Linked DNA regions of Mus musculus: region 2 is linked to region 1. The links are chromatin loops, found by intact Hi-C in ENCODE. Cell type or tissue: heart. All regions are shown on one strand.

What was found. Peaks named below come from ENCODE experiments on the same cell type or tissue, not always from the same donor. Only the 100,000 strongest peaks of a DNase experiment are listed, where the experiment ranks them.
Region 2: a loop joins it to region 1, with 2.4 times the contacts of the local background. A loop is called at or near these places in 8 of 42 quality-filtered maps.

The regions. Positions count from the first base shown.
Region 1 is chr19:45,655,237-45,663,236 of GRCm38, forward strand. It overlaps Fbxw4 (F-box and WD-40 domain protein 4), which reads right to left and starts at 4,957. Exons shown (of 9, transcript NM_013907.2): 1 at 4,540-4,957. The coding sequence starts at 4,793. In heart, a CTCF peak has its summit at 4,178; DNase peaks (open chromatin) are centred at 4,415, 4,535 and 5,225; H3K4me3 peaks cover 2,111 bases; H3K27ac peaks cover 2,752 bases.
Region 2 is chr19:45,743,156-45,751,155 of GRCm38, forward strand. It overlaps Npm3 (nucleoplasmin 3), which reads right to left and starts at 6,410. Exons shown (of 6, transcript NM_008723.2): 1 at 6,284-6,410; 2 at 5,902-5,987; 3 at 5,595-5,714; 4 at 5,391-5,484; 5 at 5,009-5,125; 6 at 4,579-4,896. The coding sequence starts at 6,401. The coding sequence ends at 5,016. It overlaps Oga (O-GlcNAcase), which reads right to left. Exons shown (of 16, transcript NM_023799.4): 16 at 7,100-8,000. In heart, CTCF peaks have their summits at 3,384 (motif pointing right) and 4,531 (motif pointing left); DNase peaks (open chromatin) are centred at 3,386, 4,306, 5,876 and 6,446; H3K4me3 peaks cover 4,033 bases; H3K27ac peaks cover 1,934 bases; H3K27me3 peaks cover 3,622 bases.

The DNA.
Region 1 (8,000 bases):
TCTCTGACCTCCCCAAGCATCCACACTCATATACACAGACCCACACACACCATAATTAAAAATAATATATATATATGTATATATATATGTATATTAAAAAGACAAGACAATAAGACCTTTCTAAAACAACTAAGGCATCAGTCCCTTGGAGGACTAAGGAGAGGGTGGTCCCTCCCAGGTAAGGAAGAAAGTATATAAAAGCAAAAAAACAAAAACAAAAACAAAAAAACCCTACTAAGCTACTTTTGAGTTGCTAATTGTTTTCTAAAAACCAGAGTTTAGGCCTTAAAGACCAATCAGCAATGCCCACCACTCAGTTAGGACACTTCATGCGATTCCCTCCACCGGGGTGGGGAGCACTCTTAGGTGCGACCATTTTAAAACAAACAAACACACTCTGCTTATCTGCGTCTATCTCACCACTCGGGATGTTAATCACCACTGAAATAGATACCCACATCCTCCAGCCTCAAAGAGCTCCCAAGGCTGCAGGACCGCCAAAGGAATGAGCCTGCATGCCAGGGCAAACACCTCAGGAGCTCCACTCCTGAAACCCCTATTGTTAATGCTAGGCACATCTATCACAGGCTAATGTAAAACAGCGCCCAGGAAACTGTCCACGGGACATTTAAAAGGCCACCCCCTTGAGAATATGTAACACTAACACAAAGAAGGGGATCAAGCTAGCTTTGGCAGAAACTGAACGTGTTCCTTAACCGGGTTTCTATGCAGATTTCCCCTTTCTTTATTCTAATTTTCGGTATCAGAGTTTACAGACAGCACCTCTGTCCCCAGCCCTCATCAGTGTGCTCCATGCATACAGCCTGCATCACGTGTGGACAGAGCGCACGGCCATTGCTTTGTGCGCACTGACTTAATACTCGTCACATTCTGCAACTCACAAGTCTGCTGTATGAAACACTACCTTGATTTTTATTATTATAACCAAGATATTTCTTCTCCCCCAGGCTTCATAAAGCTTTCAAACAAAACAAATTTGAAATCAGATGACTGATTCAAACTACCTTTTGTTTCCTCAAAAAGGGGGGGGGGCGGGGAGGGGGACGGTGGAGAAGGAAAAACCCACTTAGGATACTTCTTAGTGTTCACTGTTTGGGCAAGGGGCCTAAAGGGAAGCAAATTATTTGTTTGTGGTTTCTAAGTGGCTCAAATGCCTTCAAGCACAAGTATAAACCATTAACCAATCAGAAGGAACCAAAGCAGCTCATCTTACTCAACAAAGCTACCATCAGTTAGGAACAGCTAACCTGAGCAGGGCTTGCCCTGGGCCGGAAGGTCAGTAAATCTTGGCAGTTAGTGTTTCTGAAAATCAGAAGGCCCTTAAAGCTGTAAGTGCAGTCCCTCTGCCCACAGGCTCTGCTGTCATGTTTGTGAAACCATTCAAGATGTCTTGTGTGTGTTTGTGTGTATGTGTCCCTCCTGTCGTTAGGCAGTACTTCCAAATCAAACCATGCCCACTTCTGACATAGGCAGAATAAAGGGGGACAGCGGAAAATGAAAAGTCCTCATGGAAGGCCTTCTAGCAGTAAGCACAGTCACAACTCATTTGACAGAATGGTGGTCTTCCTAGTCTTTAAGAAGATAAAACTAAGAGTTTTGTACTGCTAACTACTTGAGTGTCTGTTGTGCAGTCAGTCCAAAGCATGAACAGCCACCTTATGCAAGCAGCTATGTTCTGCACTCAGGGTGAAGGTGCCCTGATGCTCTGAACGGACTAAGGTACATGGCCTTATCTCTTCAGGGATGACAACTGCCTCTCTTGGGGTTTATGAAGTCTCTGCAGCTGTCCAGAAGCAGGCCACACTGGTAAATGCTCTCCACCTGCTACAACAGGCATAATTTCTCCCCTCAACCCAGAAAACAGAGCAGTGACCCTTGCTCTTTATCAACTGCCACGGCAGCACAACTCCTCTGGAAGGACAATGCTTCATGCTAGGACACACATATCTAATAACGGGAAAGCAGAACAAATACCATTTGGCAGACTCTAAGTACTTTATACTATAAATTCATTTTCATTTTATCAGTCTCGATTTCTCGCTTTTAGAATATCAGAAAGGAAAACAAAAATAAACATCGACTCTTTCATTCTCTACTGTAAGGAGCAACAGAAAGCCAAACTTTGCTTTGGTTGGCTTGAATCCCAGGCATTTTAGCCAACTTCTATTATAGTTCAATATTCCTTCAATGAGTTACTCTGTCCAAGCACATGATCCGTCTAAAAGAAAAAAGCCTTTCTGAAACCCAGTACTATAGACAGTGAATATATGCCGTTAAGAACATAAAGAGAAGAAAAGCACATAAAATGTTTACAAGTAAACTTTACTACAGACTACTAGAGAGGCAAACATATAATTCTGGTTCTTTTCCCTTTGGGTTAAAAAAGTTATTCAGATAAAAAAAGCGGGGGGGGGGAATACTCATATTTACAGGTGATAAGACTACATACACATAAAATGCAAAGGAATCATTATCAACAAATTATATTAGAATAGAATACTTTAAACAAGACAATCATGTTGAAAACTTACTAAAGGATGACACATTAGAAAGCATGCAGAAAAAGTGCCTTTCTAATAAACATAGAGCACACAGGAACAAATCAGTAATAAATAAAAAATGGTATGTTAGAACTTTATAGTGAAAACCACAAAAATCCTTAAAAAGGCATAGAATGGTTTTGGTCATGAACTGCAAGCTGAACAATGATGCTGACATTTTAACACAGCAAGTATAATCTAACCCTAGCAGATATCACACTCTATCAAGGAGCAACATGCTTAAAATATTATGGAAATGAGAAGATAAGCCAGGAGAAAAATGTGAGAGTTCAGATATAAAGTGAATATACAAATGTATGTGTGTATTCAACATACAGCAATGTAAGCGTTCTAAAACAAAATGGGGGGGGGGGGGGAATTGCTTAGCCAAAGGTGTAGCAATAACTGAGCAACCATTTAGAGAAAAATATAATAAGAGAATTTCACTCCTTACACCAAAACAAGTGCTACTGACATTGAAATGCCATTAAAAAAAAAAAAAAGTTAACAAAAAACTAGTTGGCAATCAAATTTGTCAGGCTTGTGGAAAGATTATAAATTTCTCAGGTAAAGGGGGGAGGAGCAGATTCTAATGAAACATAAAATTCTAATAACAATAAAATTAAAAATTGACTGGAAAATGTACCTCTATCATCAAAGATGACAGACAAGAGTCAAACATTTATGACCCAGAAAAATTCCAAATTTATAACAAAAACACCAAGACCCCAGAGACAAGGAGTAGGAAGAAACAGTCTCACAGGTGAAACAGACACATGGCAAAATATTTATCCTGGCTAGCGCAGAGCGATACAAAATAACAGAGCTTTGGCTACTATCACTCACCCACTAAAGATGTGGTTTAATTCTCTCATCAAACCGGCTCACTCATTCTTTGCTGGTATACTGTGACCTCTGCCCATCAAAACCTTTAATCCAATAGTGGCTACCTTGAAATTTTTATTCTAAGGAGTTAATTCAAGACAAATTATGTCATGGCGTATGACATACCTCCAAATCTATTACATCATTCATTAAGCATTCATTCTGTTAGGATGGGGAAGTGGGGTGGGGGGTGGGGGGTAGTAGGGTTAGGGGGTGTGCAACTGAAAAACTTTTAAAATGGAAATAGGAGTGCATCAAATGATCATTTCTTACGGTTTTTTAAAACTTTATTATATTCGCATATGTTACAACAAAGCAAGAGCAGGGTGCAGTCTGAAAGCGTTTATCCTGACCAGTTCTGTGACTGTCATACACGCTCTCCCCTTCCTGTTTAACAGCCTGAGTGTTTTAGGAATGGTTTGCATCCACGGGTCTCAGATATTACTAGGTCAAACTGCCTATCTTGGATACCGCCTACCCCAAATCCAACTTGATGCCTCACACAGACATCTTTTGTGGGTCCTTCCACCTGAATTAAGTCCTAAAATAGGTTGACAATGGAACTGAAAGGTTTTTTTGTTTGTTTTTGTTTTTGTTTTTTTAAGGTTCTGAGCCCTTTTCTGCACATTTAATTTGATCTGAGCCCTGAAACCTAACAACCTTTGAGAGGGTGGGCAGGACGAAAGGCCACAAAAACCACGTTGGTGGACCTGGGCCTGGGCCCTAGAACCAGCAGGAGTCACCCTTCAGGTCCTGTCTGTCGCACAGGACACAGGGCAAGGAACCCAGGGAGCCAAACCTTTGGGAATACTCATTTTAGGATGGCTAACTGTGAGTAGCCGCCCACGGGGGAGGGTGCCGACTGAGGAATGCTCTCCGGAAGTTTCCTCGGGTTGGGGAATCTTGAAGAGGGGTGACACCAGTATTCCTCGAGGGTGCTGGGGGAGGGGAGAGGGAGGGGGTGGGGGGCAAGTCTGGGCTTCAGTATTCCGGGTGCCACACGGTCCCGAGCCGACCAGGCCTCGGCGCCCCGCCCTTTCCCAGGACGCTGGCCGGCCCGGGGCGGGGAGCGGGCGGGCGAGCGGGCGCTTACAGGTCGGTGCCGAGCCGCGTGAAGCCGGTGTTGAGCGAGGCCCGGGCTATCGGGCGCCAGAGCAGGTCGCAGCTGGTGAAGCGCCGCAGCCAGCGGCAGACTTGGGCCAGGCGGCCGAGGGCCCGCGTGTCGAGGTAGGAGCAGATGAGCAGCAGCAGCTCCTCCGGCAGGCGCCAGAGCGCGGGCCCCGCGGCCGGACGGGTGGCCGGCTCCACGGCCGCCGCTGCGGCATCCTCCGCCGCGTCCTCCGCCATGGCCGTCCGGGTTCCCGGGATGCCGCCGCACGCCTGAGGTCCCTGCTCCTGTCCTCTCTCCAGGCTGTCGTCCTCCCGCCGCCCGGCCCCGACCCTCCGCTCCTCCTTCCCCGGCTCTGCGCTGCCCTCATCCCGCTTCCCGGAGCTTCTCGGCCTTTCCTCCTCGCCTCCCTCGCCTTCCTGTCCCCGGCCTGCCTCAGCCGCCGGCCCCGCTGCCTTCCTCTCCGGCTGCAGGCCCGGCTTTCCTTCCGCCCCGCTTCCTCTTCCGCCGTGCCCGGTACCTGCTTTCCCCTTCCCTTTCCCTTTCCCTTGCTTTCCCCGCGCGACCCTCGCCTCCTGCAGTTTCCTCGCCTCCCCGCCCTCGCCTTCCCTGGGCCCGCGGTTCCCGGGGGGACCCGAGCGGCCCTGGCTGCTCATGAGCGGCCGCGGGGCCGGCTCGACGCACAGCCGAAGACGCCACCGCCTCCTCGAGAGGAGGCGACACCACGTCGGACCGGGTCACATGGGGCGGCGCGGGCCCAAGCCGAGACCCGCCCCTCACGCCTGTATTTCGGGGTGCGAACCCCAACCTGGTCACTGACATCCCCATCTTCTGGAGCACCAGGAACATCTAGTTGAAGCGTGTGTCTTCAAGACCGGATGGAGAAAGCGAGCTTGATGGCTCTCGTCTGTGATCCCGGCATGAGGCTAAGGCAGGAGGATGGCCATGAGTTCAAGGCCGGCCTGGCCTACAGAGCAAGAGACTGTCCAAATTAAAAAGACAGAGACAGACAGACAGACAGATTGCTGAAAGGTTCACAGAAAACTCCCACCTACGTCACAAGAGGAGCCTGTGGCTTCAGGAACTATCAAAGTTGAGCCTCTGCCCTCAAGGGGCCTTTTGGTCCCATGAGGCTTCCTCTTCCCCAGGTTGATGCCTTCTTTCCACAAGCCACAAACCAGATTCTTAAAAAAATGCAAGCCAGACGTTAGAAAGTTCCATTGCCCTTGGTCTCACGAAGGATGTCAACCAAGGTCCTGTAGGTTGTCCCAGTATGATTCGACAACAATGAGGGAGGTAAAACCAACCTTCTAGATCCTGAGTCCGCAGCTCCCAAACGAAGCAGCACGTGGCCAAGCAGGGGTTTTTTAGTAGCCGTTACATAGGCAGAGCTGAATCTACAAGATTACTAGGGATCCGTTTCCCATACCACCCACTGGATCCACCTGAACCAATCTAAGCTTCAGAAGTACAGATCGATGCTGTCCCATTGGATCTGTGGGGCCACTTTAATCACATGTGGCTTCTTTCTGTGTGTGTGAAAGGCAGGGTCTCCAGGTCTGAGCGTGCTGTAAGCATAAGTGAGGTACACAGCTGATTTTGAAGAGCTAGACAGGAAAAAGAATGTGAGATGTCTTACATAATTCTAAACTACATGTTAATTATTAGTAGTCTGGACATACTGAACTGAATTCAGTATATTTCGTATAATTGTTAGAAATCTTTGTATTCCGTGTTATTTCTCTATTAGACAGCACTTAGGAAGTAAGACTTAGGAGAGCCAGGCGTGGTAGAACATGCTAATAGTCCCAGAGCTGAGGAGCCAGAGGCAGGCAGATCTCAGGCCAGCCAGGGCTACATACTGAGACCCTGTCTCCAAAAGGGGGGAAAAAGGCAAAATAAGTTTCCTTTTCTTGACTCTATATAAGAACCAAGGAGTGGTGGGACACACCTGTAATCCCAGCACTTTAGGAGGCAGTGAAATCACAATTTAAAGGCCAGCCTGGTCTGTCTGTAGTCAGACTGTCTTGAAAACAACCCAAAAATCCATATAAAAATGATTGAAGATTTTTTCTTTTGTATCTATACCTTTTAACATTTTTAAGGACCAGGAATGAGTAAGACGTTGGTTCTGAAAACCACTGGAAACCTAGCACAGAAGGGTTGCAAAAGCATCATGTAACAAGGTCAGACCGGAATCTGGAATTGCCCTAGAATTACTTTTTGATCTTAACAAAACAACAACAAAAACCCCGCCTACCTTGGCCCTTTAGTGTTCTGGGTCTGTAGAGGAGATCAATGCATGCTTTACTTTGGAAGGGTAAATGACATGATCCCTGTAAAATGCTTTGAACTCCTCTAAGAAAATTCTCAGTGATAGTTACAGGTCAAATCCTGTTACAAAAACACACGTGCACACATCCCCTTAGAAAACACAACAAAGGCTTCGTGCAGAAAACAATTTCCAAATTCGAAGGCCATGGTTTAGAAGAGTATTTGGGTATAATAATGGTTGGTATGTAAATGAAATGGCAAAAGGCATATCTTAATACAACCAAAGAGTCTAGCTTGTCACTTTAGAGATCACTATAAATTGGCTTAGTCTCATGTATGATACTGACTGTTAGAAGTCTGTTAAAGTAGAGGCATTGTAAGTTGAAGTGATGGTATCGTTAGGTCAGCAATTATGCATTTGTGTGCTGTGAACCACTCAGACAAGAAGACAAGGATGGATATAATGCGTGGTTTCAGAACCCTATTTAAATTGACATAATTTTAACTTGTAATTCACAGAATAGTTCATCCGTGTTGATTGTACCTACTGTTTACTAAAAGACCTAGAGGCAAAAAAAAAAAAAATTTTTTTTATATATCTAGCCCAGTAAAATGACAGGATTAAAATACACAATTAAATGAACACATCTTACCCATTATACCATATTGCTTTCATTGAGATACAAACTAAACTATCACTTAAAAATATCAGATTGCAGAGGCTGAGGGGACAGCCCTGTCACTGAAGTGTAGACCTGAGTTGATCCTCACCCCTATAATCCCAGCACTACATAGGTAGAGACGAGGATATCTAGGGCTTAATGTCCAGCCACATTTGCAAGCTTTAGATTCAGTGAAGATCATGTCTCAGAAATAGAGACCAAATGAGGAAGGCACCTGACATCGACCTCTGGCCTCTTTACACACACACACACACACACACACACACACACACACACACACACACCTGTGCACACACACATGTACAGGAACATGTGCACACAGACACACAAATCAAGTCGCCAGCCAGCTGTGCTACTACATACCTATAATCACAGTACCCTGGAGGTGGAGGCAGGAGAGCTGGAGAGTTTGAATCCAGCCTGGGTTACCCAGTCAGTAAATAAGTGTTTTGTTTTAATCCTGGGGATTGAACCCAGTGCCTCCCTCAC
Region 2 (8,000 bases), 88 kb after region 1:
GGCGGGGGCGGCTGGTGTGGGCGCCTCCCACTACCCTTGCCTGTCTCTTCCAGCGTTCCGGGGGCGGGATCGTCCAGGGATTGGGGGGCGTCTGGGACAACATGTTTAGTGGGGTCCCGTACACTTGAGTCCTGCAGGACTGTTGATCTGCTTAGGGTCGGGTCTGCTTATCTCTGGCCTCCTAGAAGGTCTCTGGGTCGCCTAATGTGTGCTGCGGTCGCACGCGCCCCTCTTGGGAGCCTGCAGCTAACAGTGAACTGGGCCCCGGTGCTGAGCGTCCCCTTGGGCGCCACTGGAACCCGGTGCCTTCACCTTTCTAAAAACCCAACCCCGCTGGTTTTCTGTCTCACAGTCTCCAAAGAGGCTCTGGGAGGGAGAAATGCCCCTTGCCACCCCATTATCACCTTCAGCCTTGCTCCTGTCCATCCAACTGCACTAGTCTATAAAGCTTAAGAAAAACCTTGAAGCGTCTATGTGGTAAGAGCTCAGGGGTCTCTGAAGGACCCACAGCCACTGCTTCTGAGCAATTAGCAGGGGCAAAAATAACTACGTTCAGCAACATTCAGGACACGGACCCAAGCTGCCTAGCCTTTCCCCTTCTGAGTTCCAGGTTTTCCTTGAGCAGGTACCTGGTGTCTTGTGTCACTTGGAAGAGGGAGGTGCTGGTGAGAAGGTAGAGACTTCTGTAAGCCTTTTCAAGCCCGTCGCCCCATTGCTTTCTCCATAGGGTTTCTGGGAACCCTGAGCCACTATTTTGTTACCGCAGGCACAGAGATTTCCCAGGCCAGGTATTTTTGAAGACCAGGTGGCTCCGTGGATGTACCACCCAGCTCTGCCTTCATCCACAGCCTCCCCTCTACTGATCCTCTGTGCCTCCGGGGTAGAACTAGGGGTTTGCGGTGGCCCCAGAAAGTCTTTGTAGGCTAAAGAGAGGCAAGCAGGCCCTTGTCAGTCCCCATCCGGTTCGGCCTGCCGCCCCCCTTTTATGCATCCCATCTTGCAAATGCAAACACGGAGTAATATATATATATATATATATATATATATATATATATATATATATGGTTAGGGGAGTCCATCTCAGCCCTTCAAGTGCTGAGCAATATAGAGAAGAACTGGTTCCAAGGAGACAGTCTCAGCCCTCCTCAGAGTAGACTTCCTGAGCTCATAGGTGAGTCTCCTCACAAATTCTGTTCCCCGCTGTTTTGATCCACCCAGACCTGGAGGTGAGGGAGGAATCTGTCTTACAGGCCCAAGGATTGAAGCTCAGGGCAGAGCTGTAGCTCTGCAGGTAGTGTTGGATGGATGGATGGGGGCCACCTGACTGAGCCATTAGACTATCTTCCACCTTTGGTGGCTTCACCTGCCAACCGATGGTAGCTTTTATCTGTCAGTGATTTGGCAGGCAATAGCTCTTTTCAGTCCCACTGGAGAGTGGGCCCATGAAGGGGGAAATGGGGTAGACGGACTCCAGTGTCCAAGGGGTTGACAAAGGCCAACCCCTTGCTTTCTCTGTGTGCTTGCTGAGGGGCCTTTAGAATGACTTGTCTTTTTTTTTTTTTTTTCATTGCTTCAAGCTGACAAAGGTGATATCTGTTTGCTCACAGAATTTACTTCATGTGTGGAGCATATGAGATACTCAGGAGTGTTTATTCTTGAGTGTATCGACGAGTAAATGCCTAAACAGATGGAAAGCGAAGGATGGGCTCCCCTGGAAAAGGAAGGGCCCTCTCTTCACTATGGACACAAGACTTTGAAAATAAGTTTGAGTCACAAGACACAGGTAGGGATCAGGAAGCAGTCTGTCAGTAGATCCTGGGTTTTAGTTCCTCCCAGGTGTGGTGTGTGTGTGTGTGTGTGTGTGTGTGTGTGTGTGTGTAGGGCCGAGCACCTGAGTTGTAACAGGGTTAGGGAGCCTCCAGAGATGAACCTTATTGATTCACCATCTGTGAATCACCTCCCTCACCCTCAGTGGACACCAGCGCGGCCTCTCCCCCCCCACCCCCCAAAAGGTCCCAGGTCTCCCAGGTTTTACTCCTACATTTGAACTCTGCTTCCCACTTCTGAGAGACAGAATTCTTTTACATGTGAAAACTCCTATGGATTCAGAAGAGCTTCACCTAGCTCTTCAGGATCCTTCTGGTCTCCCCAAAATGTCCTGTCTTTGGGAGGGGGGCGAGGATAGATGTGCCTCCCCCACAGTGGGCACCCAGAGCAGGCGGTGACTGACAGATGCAAATGTGCCATCGGGCTCCCGCAGGCCGCTCTCCCTCCCTCCCTGGCTAGCCTGCCTCCCGGCCAGCTCCCTCCTTCCTTTATCTTATCAAAGCCCCGTAATTACAATTGCTATTTTGTTTCCTCGAATCTGCAATCAGAGCTCCCTCGCCTAGATGAGGGAGCGCCTGTCATCCTGATCTCTGAGTGACAGCCTGGCCACCTTTCCCTGCCGCCCCCACACTCCGCAAACACAAACACACACATGCACACACTCCCTCCTGCAAACACAAACACACACTCTTTGCCAACACAAACGGCTCTCTCTGCAAACACGCGGTCGCCGGGACCCAAACTCGCCCCTCAGATTCACACCCAGGCCACCATGCCTGCAGGTCACAGCCTTGCGCGCCTCCAGTGCCCAGCGTTCAAAGTGACACAGACTCTGTCAGGATGGTTCAAATGCAAATCTCTGCAACTGCGTTAGCCGCTTCTAACCAAGACAGAAAGCTGCCGTCCTGTCCTTCGTGTCTGTCCCCATACCCCATATCGGGTAGCTTTTCTTTCAGCATTGTCCAGACACCATCATATGCCTACATCGCACAAGTTCTCTGAGGCCAGATAATTGGCAGCACTCCTGTTGTGTGCCGAGAGTGCAGAAAAGGGCTATCCCGAAAAGGTGTGATCTGGAAAGAAGGAAAAAACAATTCCCAGGTCTGTCTGCACGGCGCCGCAAGGGGCCGGGGAAAACTCCTGAACTAGAAGGCAAATGTGGATTGGGCTCCCACTGCGGGCAGGGCTGTGCTCGACGTCCACCCGCCAGGAAAACAGGCCAGAAATACAATGGGCGATCAGTGGAGTCACAGGGGGTACACTGATGGTGGGGGAGTATGAGCGTGGGCTAGGCGAGTGAGTTTGGAAGGTTTCCGGAGATGGCCGCACTTAACGCACGCACGTGAGAAAGAGTTGGCGGCAGGAGCCGAAAGGAGGCAGGAAAAGTGAGTGCCCCCAACTAACTCCTCTCCTCTAGCATGGGCGCTTCGTGTGAACGAAAACACATTTGCACTCAAAACTTAAGTGACTTATTCCCTCCTATCCTGCCTTAAATTTAGCTATCATTGAACCCACATAGAGCTGTACGACCACGAGCAGTTTTAAACACGCCCACCAGAGGGCGCTAGTTCCACCTTCCCCTCCCATTCGATCCTCTGCTAATGGCTCCTAGCCAGGGCCGTGGTGGAAACACCTGGAGGTAAGGTCCGGGACTCTAGAAAAGGCACCCGCGACCCTGACCCCTGAAACACAGACAGGCATCTTTCACTTGAGAAAAAGGGAGTCTGAAAACTTACCCCTAATTCCTCGCATAGATGGGGGAACACTTGTACAGTCAGGAGGAACCCCTACCCCATGAAGCCCAAGCGGGATACCAGTTCCTGATTTTCTTGTCTCCTGTGCTACCACACCTGGGTTAGGTACCGCTTTCTCTACTGTAGGGGACACTCTTGAAGTTAATGGCCTGAACTCAAACCAGCCCCCTACTTGTTGGTCAGCTGGTGTGAATTGGCCTGAATCTCAGGCCCTGTTCTCTGTCAGTCTTCAGCTTGTCTGGGGAAGTAACCTTTTGTTTGTTTGTAGGACACTGATCCCCACCCATCCCAACCCATCAACACTGCTGAACTGCTGACCCCGGGGGTGCACAGTCCTCACACAAGCAACCCCTTTTTCTCTTCCTGGCATAACAGTAGGCAGGCCCAAGAACCACCTCGGTCTAGGGATAAGACAGTATGGCAGAGTGCTGGGGGCAGGGGGGGTAACCCCTCAGCCGAGGTTGATTCCCAGGGGCTCTTTCTGCCCCCATATGCCAGGCCACCCGGATTCTGGTTTCCCTGTCACCCAATCTGGCCAGTTCCCTCCATCTGGCCCTGGGAATCAGGTTTCTAAGGGCCCTGAACCTACCTCGAAAGACCAAAGGAGCAGAGACTGGTCCCCACCCCTCACAGGCCCTCTCCCTGGGCCTAGCCCCTCATGGGGCTCGAGATGCATTCCTCAGGTTTCTTAAGTCCACTTATCTGTCCCCCTGCCCATCAGCCTGAGTGCTGACAGAGGCCCAGACCCCTTGTTTGGAAGCTGATAACCTCCTGTGACGGCCCTCCCCCACTTGCAGGAACATGGAACAGGCTGGAATGAGAGGTCCCCTCTGCAAGCAAGGCCGAGGAACTTAGGCCTGCTTTGGGCCCAAAGCCCTGGGGAATCGGATCCCACATCTCACCAACTCAAGAGCTAGGTCAACCTTTGTGCGGCCACAGTGCCACCTGGTGGTCCCTGGGGAAATGTCATCTCAGCATTGAAAAAGCCACACAAGGATTGCAAAACAACCAACCGTACACCACTTTATTTAGATATTTATCAAAAAAAGTACAAAGTGTTAAAAATGTGTTCTGAACTTCATGTTCTTTTGTTTTTTGTTTTTTGTTTTTTTTTTTGCAGTGCTGGGGACTGAATCTGGGTTAGGTGGGTCAGAAGAGGTGTTCAAAGGTTGTCCCACCCCAATAGAAAAGGGAAGCCTCAGGAACCACAGTCCATCCCTCCCTCCCACCCCCTATTCTCTTCATCGAGAAAACCATTCTTGAACTTGTCCAGGAACATACGGAGCATGGCACCTGTAGCAAGCAGTTACCTGATCTGAGAAAAGCAAGAATGAAGTCAGAGTCTTCCTCCTCACCTGCTGCCCCTAAACTTCCCAGATCCTTCGGGAATCCCACCAACCGACCCCACCCTCCACCCACACACTCACCAGGGGGCTAAGGCCTGCCCCTGTGCTTCTTGGCAGGAAGGATGCCACACAGCTTAATTTCATCTTCTTCGCTCTCATCATCACTTTCTTCTTCAGAAAGGTCGTTGTTTATACAAACTGGTGGATACACAAGGATAGAGCCACTCATTCAGCTGCTAGGCTGACAGGGAACCTCATCTCCCAGAGTCCCCAAGTCTAGATGGAAAAGAGCCCACCCACCTCGCTGGAGTTGGACCCCTGGGGCAGGCAGGGTACAGCAAGTTCCCAGGCCTGAAGGAGGCAGTGGGAGGCACAGAATACTGGAACCATAGCCTGAGATGCAGGACACACTAGGAGATGAGACTGGGGTAAGTCGGGAGTGGAGAGGGCCCACTCTTCTCACCGATCTGATGCCGGCCAGTGATCCGAACTGGGCCAGAACCGGACTTCAGGCGGAAGGTGACAGGTGGTTGGAGTTGGAAATCATCCACACTGAGCTGGAAGACAAGAATGACGGGCTGAGCCGTGCTGGCCCACCCACTTGGAGATCAATACCGAAGTTCTCAGTCCCACCAGACTCCGAGAGGAATGAACGGCTCCAACTCACCATGGGCTGGCAAGACAACCTGAGGTTGGCCACAGGAACTGCAATCTCCTGATTGTCGTGATCCCGGGCCACAACTTCCACCACATTACACTCGTCCGTGGCCCCCTCGGTAAGGCACAGCTGAAAGGCAGGCAGAACCTCAGCGTCTCAAGTGAGGGAGGGCTGACACCAAAGCCAAGGCGTCTTACCCCAAAATCGGCCTAGTCCCAGTGGCACCGGATGCGGGGACCAGAGGGTGGAGGAGAGGGGCGACAGGCGGAGTGTCGGCTAGCCCCCCGCATCTCCAACTCCCTCTGCGGCCCCTTACCATGTTCAACGCCAGCACGTGCTCCGTGTCATCCTCCTCCTCAACCTTGAAAGTGAAGGAGCGGGTGTGGCCGGAGAGCTCACAACCTGCAAGAGCCAGCGAGTGTCGCCTGGGTACACGCGTGGAGGGGACAGCGCGCGAGGACGCTCCACAAACTCCGCTGTCCCCTCCACCCGGCCATGTGCCGCGGCGGCGGGGGGGGAACCGGCCGCTTGCTCGCCCAGAACACGTGGACGGGCATCCCACTCGGGAAGAACCGGTTAGGGCGAGCGAGCGAGGAGCCCTCGGCCCACAGCTGCGCCCGGCCACAGCGGCGCCCGGCCGCCTTCCTCGGCCACGCCTCACCCGCCCCGTACCACTCTGCCACTCCCGCGTTCAATACCGAAGAAGAAACTGTCCATTGTGACCGGGGCCGGGACCCTCAGGCCCCCGACGCCCCCAGCTCGGGCTCGGCTCTCTTGGTTCAAGAACGCTAAAGCAGCCGCCGCGCCGGCCGCCATGCTGAAACGGCCGTGAGCGCCCCGCCCCCCGCCTCAGCCAGTTCCGGTCCCGCCCATTAAAGGAGCCGCGCTCGCCACACGAAGCAGGGAGGAGCAGTCGTCGCCTCTTCCACGAGGACAGGTAACAAGGCCCCAGAAGAAATCTCCACGAGGGCTTAAAGTTAGCGTCCACTCACTGAAGCCCCTTCTTCCAACCCGGGGATATATACATACAGATGTTAGTGTAAACCTTTCGTATCTCCTTTTTCAGTAAACTTGGGGTACGGAGCAGCCATTTTTACTCACACCCCCCCCCCCCCCCCCCCCCCCCCCGCTTCCTGATCATGCTGGAGGCTTGACAGCCAAGACCTAAACTCAGATGTGGAGATCAACTACTGTTCATAGTACAGCCTCCTCTTTAGGCGACCCACCCCCCCCCTCCACCACCAAAATTCCTTTATCTAAGGAAATGAAGCCATGTTCCAGTGAGGAACTCTGTGACACCCCCCCCAACTTCACACAAATTTTACCTGTAGTAAACAGAGCAACTTACTTAAAAACAAAAACAAATGTACTTTTCTGAGAAAAATCTTTGCTGTGGAAGGCAGGAGGGCAGGGCTGTCTTCAATCCAGCCTACACTGAAATAGCTTCGGATACCTAAGGGATCAAGAGATGTGAGGGAAAAAAAGGGAGAACCCAGAGAAAAAGCAGCACAGCACACATTCACTTCAAGTTTTATTGTGCCTCTTGCATGGTCTGCAGATAGGTTTACAGTTCGTTTTCTATAGGAACTGAGCTGTGATCTAAACAATGAAATGTTATTCCAACATTAATAAATATTCATAACCATGGAAGATGGCAGAGCACTTTATCCTACAGCAATGACAGTAGAGACCTGGACATGTTTTCACTTATGTCCAGAAGATCATCCCATGTGATTATTGAAAGCCAACATTAAACAAAAAGCAACTTGTTCAATTCCTGATTCCGTATGAAACTCTGAAACGCTCTGAATAAAACCTTGTAATTCTCACTGAGGCATGAGATGGATTCAGAACGCTAAGGAACATTAAACGGTCTTAATATCTAGTAACAATTTTGCCCCTCACCCCAGCCTTCAAAACCAACCTTGACTTAGGTTTCACAGCACATCCTATCGCAAAGGTTCGCACCCTAAGGAGGCGGCACATTTCAGCACACTCTTGGGCCTCTGGTTCTTGGGCCTCCCTGGGTCCACTCTATATAGTGCTAAAAGACTACCTCACAAGCTCACACTGGAGTTCTAGAAAGGAAAATGTTTCAAGCTCCCTCTTCTCTCTCCCCCCTCAGCTCAAAGTTCAAAAGCTATGTAGAACTGGAGGAAAGCAAGGTAACAAAAGACTGTTGAAAATCTATGACGTTACTAGATAGCTAGCCATGATTAAAGAATAATAATCCTGCAGACACTATGTGCCAGCTTCATGCTCAAAACCCTTAAATTCACCAAATCTAAATTAAAATAACATGAAGTTTTCAGAATCTCTGATTAAAAGAAAAAGTATACATATTGTTAACATATACTTATTCTTTCTTTTAAAAATTAGATACAAACATGCAAGAATTAAGGACTGATTCGATTA